Regions from separate parts of the Homo sapiens genome. Here region 2 is linked to region 1. A link is a contact called in ENCODE Hi-C or POLR2A ChIA-PET data. All regions are on one chromosome and are shown on one strand. The core of a region is the stretch at or near the end of the contact, and the rest is flanking DNA. Distances in the headings are between cores, read along the strand shown.

Region 1 (5,347 bases), core at 405-2,904:
AAGCTGACACCAACATCTCTTCCTCCATCCCCAGAGATTTCCTGGAGCCCGATTCAGGGGTGAGTGATGTGGGAGGGGTCAGGCTGGGCTACAAGTGGAAGGAGTTTGATCCCACTCTTGGCTCCTAGAGTCCCGATCCCTACTGGAAACTAAAGAGCCGAGATTGAGGGGCGGGCTGGAGCCTGGGGGCTGGGTTCATATCCCACCTCAGCTGCAAAGTCCCATGGACTACGTGGGTGTGAATAATGTCCCTGCCGAAGCTCAGTTTGTCCCAGGAACCTGCCCACACACCCAGGGAAGACAGTCGTTGCCATCAGGGTTGGTTTTGAGGTCTGAGTCAAGGCCTGGGGGCAGGGCGGGGGGCGGTTGGCAGGGTGAGATGGAAGGTTCGATAGTGGGGCGCCTGACTCACTGCTGCCCCCTGACTCCCCTAGACATGTCCAGAGGTGGATGAAGAAGGTTTCACTGTCCGGCCTGATGTGACCCAGAACAATATCCTTCTGGCACCCCCTGGGGGCAGTTGTTGGCACAGCAAGGACAAAATTCTCCGTAATAACCAGTCCACCTTCAGCAGTCCTCTCTGTGTACATCCTGGAGAGAGTCTCCTTTGTGGATGAAGCCAACCTAAATGTAAACACCCACTCTATGGGGTCAGCACTGGGCAAGAGGGAGAGAGAAAAGGAGATCTAGCAGGGCTTCCTGGAGGAGGGGGCACCAGTGTTGGGGTTTTGCAGCCGAATAGGAGTTTGCCAGTTAGTTCTGGGCATGCTTGTGCAAAGGCTTCTCGGGGGGGGTGGGAGTGCTGGTGGGACATGGTGTCAGGACTGAAGGTGGCGCGTGGTGAGCGATGGGATTGGGCAGGACCTCGAAGGGTTTGAGCAGGGAGGGACGAGGCTGGATTGGAGAGCTGACTGGGGGAAAGCTTGTGTTGGGATTGGCTTGGACCTTGACTGCAGCCCACGCACGGCCGAGCCCTCCCGTTTCTCGTCCAGCGACTCCGACTTCGACGATGAAGAGCCCCGCAAGTTCTATGTGCACATCAAGCCTGCCCCGGCCCGGGCTCCAGCCTGCAGCCCCGAGGCAGCAGCGGCACAGCTCAGGGCCACCGCGGGCAGCCTCATCCTTCCTCCTGGCCCAGGGGTGAGGCGTGGGAGGGGTGCCCTGGGTGTTGCTAGAGAGGCTGGCTGGATGCATTCGTGTGTGATGTTGCCCACTTTGTCCACAGGGCACCATGAAACGCCATTCTTCACGTGAGTAGCCTTTGGTCTTCAGAGTGGGGAGGATCCTAAGGAAGGGAGGCTATGGGTTTGGGCTTGAATCATAACTCCGTTTTGTAACTTTGGGCAGGCTGCTTAACCACACTGACCTTCAGTCTCCTTTTCTGTAAAATGAGGTCATTATGAAATTAAGTGAGAGCTGAAAGGGGTAGCTGGGGCCAGGAGAAGCTAGCATCTGGAGACAGGCTCGCTTAGGCTTGAATCCATGTCTGCCTGATTTGCTGATCACCTTGGGCAACTGGCTGGACACCCCCGAGCCTCGGTCCCTTGGTCTGTGGAGTGGGGAGCATTGCAGGCAGGGTGACAAGAAGGCTGAAGGAGGTGCATCTCTTGTAGGGGACGCTGCTGGGAAACCCCAGAGACCTCGGTCTGCCCCCAGAACCAGCAGGTGGGTTCCACACGAGTGGGCAGGTGGGGGCTGTCCCCACCTCCTCCCTCCACCTCCCCATGTCTCCGCCTGGTGTTCTCTTGTCCCGGCTGGGAGTTGACGTCATGCTGGGGTTTTTTTGTTTTTGTTTTTGTTTTGAGACAGAGTCTCACTCTGTCACCCAGGCTGGAGTGCGATTTCAGCTCACTGCAACCTCCACCTCCTGAGTTCAAGCGATTTTCATGCCTCAGCCTCCTAAGTAGCTGAGATTACAGGCACCCACCACCACGCCCAGCTAACTTTTGTATTTTTAGTAGAGACAGGGTTTCACCATGTTGGCCCGGCTGGTCTCGAACTCCTGACCTCAAGTGATCTGCCCACCTCGGCTTGCCAAAGTGCTGGGATTACAGGCATGAGCCCTTGTGCCTGGCCCATGCTGGCTTTTGAGGGACCATTTAGTCATTCATTTGATGAACATTTATTGAGTGCCTGCTGTGTACCTGTGCTGTTCTAGGGTCTGGGTTCTGAGACAGGTCTCCCTTCTCAGAGTCACATTCTAGTGACTCCAGATTTTAAGAATAGCAAATAGGGCCAGGCGTGGCGGCTCACGCCTGTAATTCCAGCACTTTGGGAGGCCAAGGCAGGCGGATCACCTGAGGTCGAGAGTTCGAGACCAGCCTGACCAACATAAAGAAACCCCATCTCTACTAAAAATACAGCATTAGCCAGGCATGGTGGCACATGCCTGTAATCCCAGCTATTCGAGAGGGTGAGGCAGGAGAATCGCTTGAACCTGGGAGGCGGAGCTTGCAGTAAGCCACTGTTGTGCCATTGCATTCCAGCCTGGGCAGCAAGAGGAAACTCCGTCTCAAAAAAAAAAAAAAAAAAAAAAAAAAAGCAAATAAGTTAGAGCATATTCGATACTTCTAAGTGCTACGAAGAAACTAAAGCAGATGACGCGAAGACAGGAGGAGGTGACTTCCCTTGAGGTGGGGTTGGGAACCTCCCTGAGGGGGTGACTTGGAGCTAAGCCCCAAAGAGGAGCTAGGAGGTGACTGTGAAGAGAGCTGGGGAAATGGAACTCCAGACTGGGAACAGGCTGCACACAGTGGCTCACACCTGCAATCCCAGCACTGGCCAAAGCAGCCAGATCACTTGAGGTCAGGAGTTTGGGATCAGGCTGGCCAGCATGGTAAAACCCCGTCTCTGCTAAAAATACAAAAATTAGCCGGGCATGGTGGCAGGTGCCTGTAATCCCAGCTACTCTGGAGGCTGAGGCAGGAGAATCGCTTGAACGCAGGAAGCGGAGGTTGCAGCAAGCTGAGATCGTGCCACTGCACTGCAGCCTGGCCGACAGAGCAAGACTCCGTCTCAAAAAAAAAAAAGACTGGGAACAGCATGTGCAAAGGCCCCAGGGTGGGATGAGGCTTGGGAAAAATAGAAGCAGCCCTCTTGGCCTCACCCTCTCTAGCTGTGCAGAGAGATTGCAGTCAGAGGAGCAGGTGTCCAAGAACCTCTTTGGGCCGCCCCTGGAGTCAGCCTTTGACCACGAAGATTTTACAGGTGATGGGGATAAGGGATTGGAGGGCATGGGTGTGGCCGGAGGGAGGTTGGGTGGGGCCATTGCAGAGTTAGGCCAATGAGGTCCCCTGGAAGCCAGGCTGGAGGGAGGACTAGTCCGTGTAGGGGTGGGCGGGGCCAGAGTGCGCGTGGGAGGGGCCATAGATAGGGTGGGGCCTTGGCCAGTGGGCGGTGACTGAGTGGATGGGCCGGACATTTGTGGAGAGGGAAGTCACCAGAAGGTGTAGCCTTGGGGGCGTGCACAAGGACTTTGAATGGGGGCCCCCCTGACCTTCCCTCGACGTGGCCGTGGCCTGCAGGAGGATGGGCAGGGACTCTGAGTGGGCGAGGGTCGGAGCTGACCGCCCGCTTCCCTCCCCAAGGCTCTAGCAGCCTGGGCTTCACCTCCAGCCCCTCCCCTTTCTCCTCCTCGTCGCCCGAAAACGTGGAGGATTCCGGCCTGGACTCTCCGTCCCACGCGGCACCTGGCCCCTCCCCAGATTCCTGGGTCCCCCGCCCAGGCACCCCGCAGAGCCCGCCCAGCTGTAGGGCGCCACCCCCAGAGGCCAGGGGTATCCGGGCACCGCCTCTGCCAGACTCGCCGCAGCCCCTCGCCTCGTCTCCAGGCCCCTGGGGGCTGGAGGCCTTGGCCGGAGGAGGTGAGTCCAGCGGGCCTGGGCCTGAGAGTTGCTGGAACCCTGGGCGGGGGATTGAGCGCCTGCTTTGGGCAGGGCCTGATCAGGCTGCTGGAGACACAGCCAGGACCAGGCAGGCAGAACCTCCCACCGTTGCAGGGACAACAATGAGATGGACATTTAGCAAGGCAGGCGGTAGCGGGTGCCAGGTGGGGGCCCTCCCTGAGGAAGGGACATCTGAGCTGAGATTTGAGGGAGGTGAGGACAGAACCACGTGGACATGAGGGGAAAGGCGTGCTGGGCAGAGGGCACAGCCCCTGCAAAGGTCCTGGGGCAGGAGCGCGCTAGGCCTGTCTGAAGAACAGCAAGGAGGTCTGCCTGCTGGAACGGGGTGATCACGGAAGGAGGAAGAAGAGAAGGCAGGGACCAGGAAGGGCCTGATGGGCCCAGGGAGGGCTTGTGAATGTTACCCTGAGTAACGCTGAGGGCCATGAGCAGGGGAGGGGCGGGACCTGACTCAGGGGTCACAGGCTCCCTCTGGCAGCTTCGGGAGTGAGGGCAGAAACCAGAGACTGGGGAGGCAACCAGGGAGGCAAGTAGGCGATGGGGGTAAGGGTGGCAGTGGGAGAAGCAGGTGGAAAGGTCGCTGCAGGGGAGAGTTCGGAGGAGTAAGGATGGGGAAGGAGCGGAGTCAAGGGAGGGAGGAGGATGGGGAAGGAGCGGAGTCAAGGGAAGGAGGAGGATGGGGAAGGAGCGGAGTCAAGGGAGGGAGGAGGATGGGGAAGGGGCGGAGTCAAGGGAGGGAGGAGGATGGGGAAGGGACAGTCAAGGGAGGGAGGAGGATGGGGAAGGGGCGGAGACAAGGGAGGGAGGAGGATGGGGAAGGGGTGGAGTCAGGGAGGGGTGGGGGACGTCGAGGCTGTGCCTTTAGGTGTCAGGTGCACAGTGGACCCTGAGTGTGGGGAAGGTCAGGTCAGAGCACCCCCTCCTTGAAGACGTCATCAAAACAGGAGGAGCAGCCGCCCAGGGAGAGCAGAGGAGAGGACAGCCGGGGAGCCCAGAGGGGTTGGAGACAGGAGGACAGCAGGAGATGGGGGGAGAGCGGCGGGATGGGCTCCTGGGGGCTGTCTGAGGAGAATGGGAAGCCCCCGAGTCAGAGGGACTGTGGGCTGTGACCACCCGAGGTCCCCAGTAGTGTCAACAAGGGCTCCTGGCACCCTCCATAGGAAAGGGCCAGGCTGGAGCCCGTTCAAGGGAGAGCTGAGTGGGTGGAGACCACAGAGTGGGGGCAGAAGAAGCTCTTTTTTTTTTTTTTTTTTTTGAGAGGGAGTTTTGCTCTTGTTGCCCGGGCTGGAGTGCAGTGGTGTGATCTTGGCTCACTGCAACCTCTGCCTCCCAGGTTCAAACAGTTTTCTGCCTCAGCCTCCCAAGTAGCTGGGACTACAGGTGCGTACCGCCACACGTGGCTAATTTTTGTATTTTTAGTAGAGATGGGGTTTCACCATGTT
Region 2 (5,002 bases), core at 1,942-4,441, 600 kb after region 1:
ATGTGAACCCAGGCGGGCTTCTCTGGAGCGGAGGGCCTTGAAGAACACAAATGGACATGTTCATTCCCTACGCCTGTCCTCAGCAGGAATGAAGACACCCTGGTCTCTGGCTCTCTGAGAATAAACTTTTGACACCAAAGGGACTTGGACAACAGTTAGGAAGATGTCCTGGAGCAAGTGGACCCCGTGGGTTGGGGGAACTTCTTGGACTCACAGAGGACTGAGGGTTCTTGCACCCCCAGTGGAGGTATTCATATCTGGGTGGTCTTTCCCATAGGGTCGACTCTTATTATTGTTATTTAATGTAGAGACAGGGTCTTGCCATATTGCCCAGGCTGGTCTCAAACTCCTGGGCTTAAGTTCTCTACCTGCCTCGGCCTCCCAAAGCTCTGGAATTCCAGGCATGAGCCACCATACCCGTCCCTTTGCTGTCTTGAGCCTTAGTTTACCCATTTCTCGTGGGGCTTTTGTGGCAATTCAATGAGATTCTGCTTTTACAGCCCTTAACTTGGAGCCTGGTGCCCTGTCATTGCTCAGTAAATACAATGATCAGGGTGTGGGCTCTCGCTTATAATCCCAGCACTTTGGGAGGCCAAGGCGGGTGGATCACTTGAGGTCAGGAGTTCGAGACCAGCCTGGGCAACATGGTGAGACCCCCCCCCCCCATCTCTACAAAAAATACAAAAATTAGACAGGTGCAGTGGCGCACACCTGTAGTCCCAGCTACTCAAGAGGCTGAGGTGGGAGGATCACCTGAGCCTGGGGAGGTCAAGGCTGCAGTGAGTGGTGATCGTGCCACTGCACTCCAGCCTGAGTGACAGAGTGAGACCCCATCTCAAAAACAAAAACCCGGTCGGGTGCGGTGGCTCATGCCTGTAATCCCAGCACTTTGGGAGGCAAAGGCAGATGGATCATTTGAGGTCAGGAGTTTGAGACCAGCCTGGCCAACATGGAGAAACCCCATGTCTACTAAAAATCCAAAAATTAGCCAGCCATGGTGGTAAACACCTGTAATCCCAGCTACTCGGGAGGCTGAGGCAGGAGAGTCGCTTGAACCAGGGAGGCTGAGGTTGCAGTGAACTGAGATCGCGCCACTGCACTCCAGTCTGGGTGATAGAATGAGACTCCGTCTCAAAAAAAAAAAAACCCCACAAAATAAATACAGTTACCATCACCTCCTCTTCCAGGAAGCCCTCCTGGCTACCTAGGCATCTCCTCTGACTCCTACAGCTGCCTGGGTGTCCCCATTGTAGCACTCTGGGTGGTAATTGACAGCCTCTGTGAGAGGGTGGATGGGTATGTGTGGGGCCCCCTCTGTGTCTTCTGTGCCCAGCACAGTGCCAGGGACACAGTAGGGAAGCAATAAACTGCTGGGAGGAGAGGTGAGTGCTGTGGGTCCACTCCTGAGGCCAGCCAGGGGCTCAGCAAGGCACCAATGCCTCCTCCCAGGAGTGAAAGATGCTGGAATCACCAGGCTCCTCCTGCAGTCTGGGGTCCCCACCTAAGGAGGCCCCTCACCCCGTGGCTGTCCCAGTCATTCAGGAAGTGTCCACTGTGGGCTGAGCCCTGGACTGGGGACACAGCAAGGATCAGGCAGCTGGGAGTACAGCCTGGAGGTCCCCCCTTGGGATGAGGGCTGCACAGGCAGTTAAAGGGTCCAAGGATCATCCCAGGATATGGCTGAGAGGCTGCAAGAGGCTCCATCCCCTAGAGGCCCCCTCCGCCCTCGCCTGGGTGCTCCCAGCCTTACTCAAAGGAGCAGGTCGGCCCGGTGCGTTGTCTCACACCTGCAATCCCAGTGCTTTGGGAGGCCGAGGCAGGCGGATCACTTGAGCACAGGAGTTCCAGACCAGCCTGGGCAACATAGCAAGATTCTATCTCTACAAAAGTAAAAATAAATCTTATAAAGTAGCTGTGGACTGGGCACAGTGGCTCACACCTGTAATCCCAGCACTTTGGGAGACCAAGGTGGGCAGATCACCTGAAGTCAGGAGTTTGAGACCAGCCTGGCCAACAAGGTGAAACCCCATCTCTACTAAAAATACAAAAATTAGCCAGGCATGGTGGTACACATCTGTAATCCCAGCTACTCAGGAGGCTGAGGCAGGAGAATCCCTTGAAACTGGGAAGCAGAAGTTGCAGTGAGCTGAGATCGTGCCACTGTACTCCAGCCTGGGTGACAGAGTGAGACCCTGTATCTAAAAAAATAAAATAAAAATGAAAAGATGAGGATCTTGGCCTCCATTCTTGCCCTTCCACTCCATTCCAACTGCTGAGCCTCTCACACCCTCTGTGGCTCCCTTTCGCCTACAGGAAATAGGATTTCTGTACTGGGCATTTGAACCCCATTCCCTTGTTTCTGCTGACCCCCAGCAGTCTCAATATCCCCTACTTCCTCTTCCCAGAACCACCCTCCCCAAAGCCCTTATCGATGCTTGGAGGATTCCTATGCATCCCTCAAAATCCAAGGTTTGGGAAAGATGCTGCAGTGGTCTCAAGACATCCTCAGTGTGATGACAGCCTGGGGTGGGGGTAAGGGGGCAAAGTACAGCACCAGAAATCCCAACTGAGTCCCCCCACACGTCTTCCACCTTCCCACCCTCTCTTTCGGGTTCTGGCTCCCTGCCTCCAGGCAATCACCAGTTTTTACCAGGAGTGCCTCAGACCTGCCCGGACATGTCCAAGTCCCCTAGAAGCAGGGAGGGGTGGGTGAGGCTGTCACCTCTCCCTTCCCTGTATGGTGCTGATAAGGGCGTGGGGAGGCAGAGACAGGCAGAGATAGACATGATGAGAGACAGGCAGAAATGGAGGGAGAGCCAGGGAGAGAGAGACACAAAGAGAAAAAGTGGAAATTCTCCAGATATTTTGTTTAGGGTGAGGACACGGAGACACAGAGAGGGACTTAGCCAGCTGAGGATGACGATTTGGGATGTTAGGTCACCCAGGTGCTGTGCTGTGTAACTCAGGCACAGAGCTGCCCTGTTCCGAGCCTCAGTTTACCCCTGTGACTCAGAGCAGATCTCCATACCCCCATCACAGGGCTGTGTATCCGAGCTCAGCCAGAGCCTGGCATGCAGTAGGTGCTTCATAAATACACACTGTGGACAGTAGAATTATGATGGGAGCGAGCGTGTGAACTGGGTTGCTAATGTGGAGCGTGAAGAGGGAGGCCCAGGGTTACTCGGCCAATGGGTTCCGGGCAGCAAGCACGTGGGGGAAGCCTCAGCTGACCACTTCCTGGCCAGTTTATGCAGGAACTCGCACAGCCGGTCCCTGAGGCTGAGCCCACCACTTCCGCCCCCCATGGTCCCAGCCCTGCTGACTCATACTCAGCTGCCACGGTCCGCTTTCCCTGCTGAGCACGGGGGTGGGGGCGGGGGGGAAGAGGGGGAGGGAAGGGCACCTGACCGAGGCCAGAGGCCCAGAAAGGACAGAAGGTCATGGCTGGGGAGAAGCAGGCAGGAGAACCGAGTCTTGGCCTTAACTGGCTGGCAACGTAAAACCTGCCCTCCACAAGGACAAGATGAAAACTTGGGGATTTGGAGGGGACAACAAATTAGACTCAATCACAATTTCAAACTTTTGGATGTCAATATATCCATCAAGAAATTGAAAAGAGGCCTGGCATGGTGGCCGATGCCTGTCATCCCAGCACTTTGGGAGACCAACGTCGGAGGATCACTTGAGGTCAGGAGTTCCAGACCAGCCTGGGCAACGTGGTGAGACCCGGTCTCTACAAAAAAATTTAAAAATTAGCTGGACAGGGGCCAGGCGCAGTGGCTTACGCCTGCAATCCCATCACTTTGGGAGGCCGAGGCCTGGATGACAGTGAGAGACTCTGTCTAAAAAAAAAAGGACAGGTGCGGTGCTTCGCGCCTGTAATCCCAACACTTTGGGAGGCCAAGGCAGATGGATCACCTGAGGTCAGGAGTTCGAAACCAGCCTGGCCAACATGGTGAAACCCCATCTCTACTAAAAATACAAAAATTAGCCAGGTGTGGTGGCGCATGCCTGTCGTCCCAGCTACTTGGGAGGCTGAGGCAGGAGAATCACTTGAACCCGGGAGGCAGAGGTTGCAGTGAGCCGAGATCGTGCCATTGCACTCCAGGCTAGGTGACAGACAGAAACTCTTGTCTCAAAAAAAAAAAAAAAAAAAAACCCACCAGAGATAAAAATGGGCAGCAGATGACATTGTTTACATAATACTGACCACAAACTTGATGTCCTAAAAGAACAGGGACTTCTCTCAGAGTTCTGGAAGCCAGAAGTCCGAAATCAAGGTGTCACAGCAGGACTGGTTCCTTCTGGAGGCTGTCAGGACTCAGAATGTGATACTCCAAAGTATGGCTCCTTGGCAAAAACTTTGTGGTTTTTGTTTTTAGAGACAGGGTCTTGCTCTGTCACCCAGGCTGGGGTGCAGTGGTACAATGATAGCTCACTGCAGCCTCTACCTCCTGGGCTCAAGCAATCCTCCCACCTCAGCCTCCCAAGTAGCTGGGACTACAGGCATGCGCCACCACACCTGGCTAATTACTTTTATTTTTGTAGAGATGAGGTCTCGCCGTGTTGCCCAGGCTGGTGTCAAACTTCTTCTTCTTCATTTTTTGTTTTTGAGATGGAATCTCGCTCTGTTGCCCAGGCTGGAGTGCAATGGTGTGATCTTGGCTCACAGCAACTTCCGCCTTCTGGGTTCAAGTGATTCTCCTGCCTCAGCCTCCCGAGTAGCTGGAATTACAGGCATGTACCACCGTGCCTGGCTAATTTTGTGTTTTTAGTAGAGACGGGGTTTCTCCATGTTGGTCAGGCTGGTCTTGAGCTCCTGACCTCAGGGGATCCACCTGCCTCAGCCTCCCAAAGTGCTAGGATTACAGGCGTGAGCCACCGCGCCCAGCGAAGACAGTTATTTTAAAGTATTTGTCTAGTGAGTCTGATGTGTGGGCTTCCTTAGGGATGGTTTCTGTCTGTTAATTTTGTTCCTTAAAATGCGCCACACTTTGCTGTT

The links. Hi-C counts contacts between places; a loop is a spot of excess contacts on that map. ChIA-PET counts read pairs that join two places held with the same protein, here RNA polymerase II (POLR2A). Pooled maps may share reads with other maps.
Region 2: a loop to region 1 is called in a pooled map, with 10 times the contacts of the local background. The contact joins two enhancer-like sites. A Hi-C loop is called at or near these places in 2 of 50 pooled maps. POLR2A ChIA-PET finds 5 or more read pairs at or near these places in 2 of 52 experiments (K562 and naive thymus-derived CD4-positive, alpha-beta T cell).

Annotation. Positions count from the first base shown.
Region 1 is chr19:17,775,022-17,780,368 of GRCh38, forward strand. It overlaps FCHO1 (FCH and mu domain containing endocytic adaptor 1), which reads left to right. Exons shown (of 29, transcript NM_015122.3): 14 at 35-59; 15 at 435-492; 16 at 962-1,140; 17 at 1,226-1,250; 18 at 1,614-1,665; 19 at 3,116-3,207; 20 at 3,588-3,863. Among named protein-coding and RNA genes, the nearest start is that of B3GNT3, 17 kb to the right of the region's middle. RefSeq lists an enhancer at 1,406-1,745. Within about 2 kb of position 1,655, at least 3 of the 41 ENCODE cell types and tissues checked have a DNase peak (open chromatin) inside an H3K27ac peak, as active enhancers do.
Region 2 is chr19:18,371,285-18,376,286 of GRCh38, forward strand. No RefSeq gene overlaps it. Among named protein-coding and RNA genes, the nearest start is that of GDF15, 12 kb to the right of the region's middle. RefSeq lists enhancers at 2,168-3,367, 2,555-2,849, 2,579-2,798 and a silencer at 4,216-4,443. Within about 2 kb of position 3,192, at least 37 of the 41 ENCODE cell types and tissues checked have a DNase peak (open chromatin) inside an H3K27ac peak, as active enhancers do.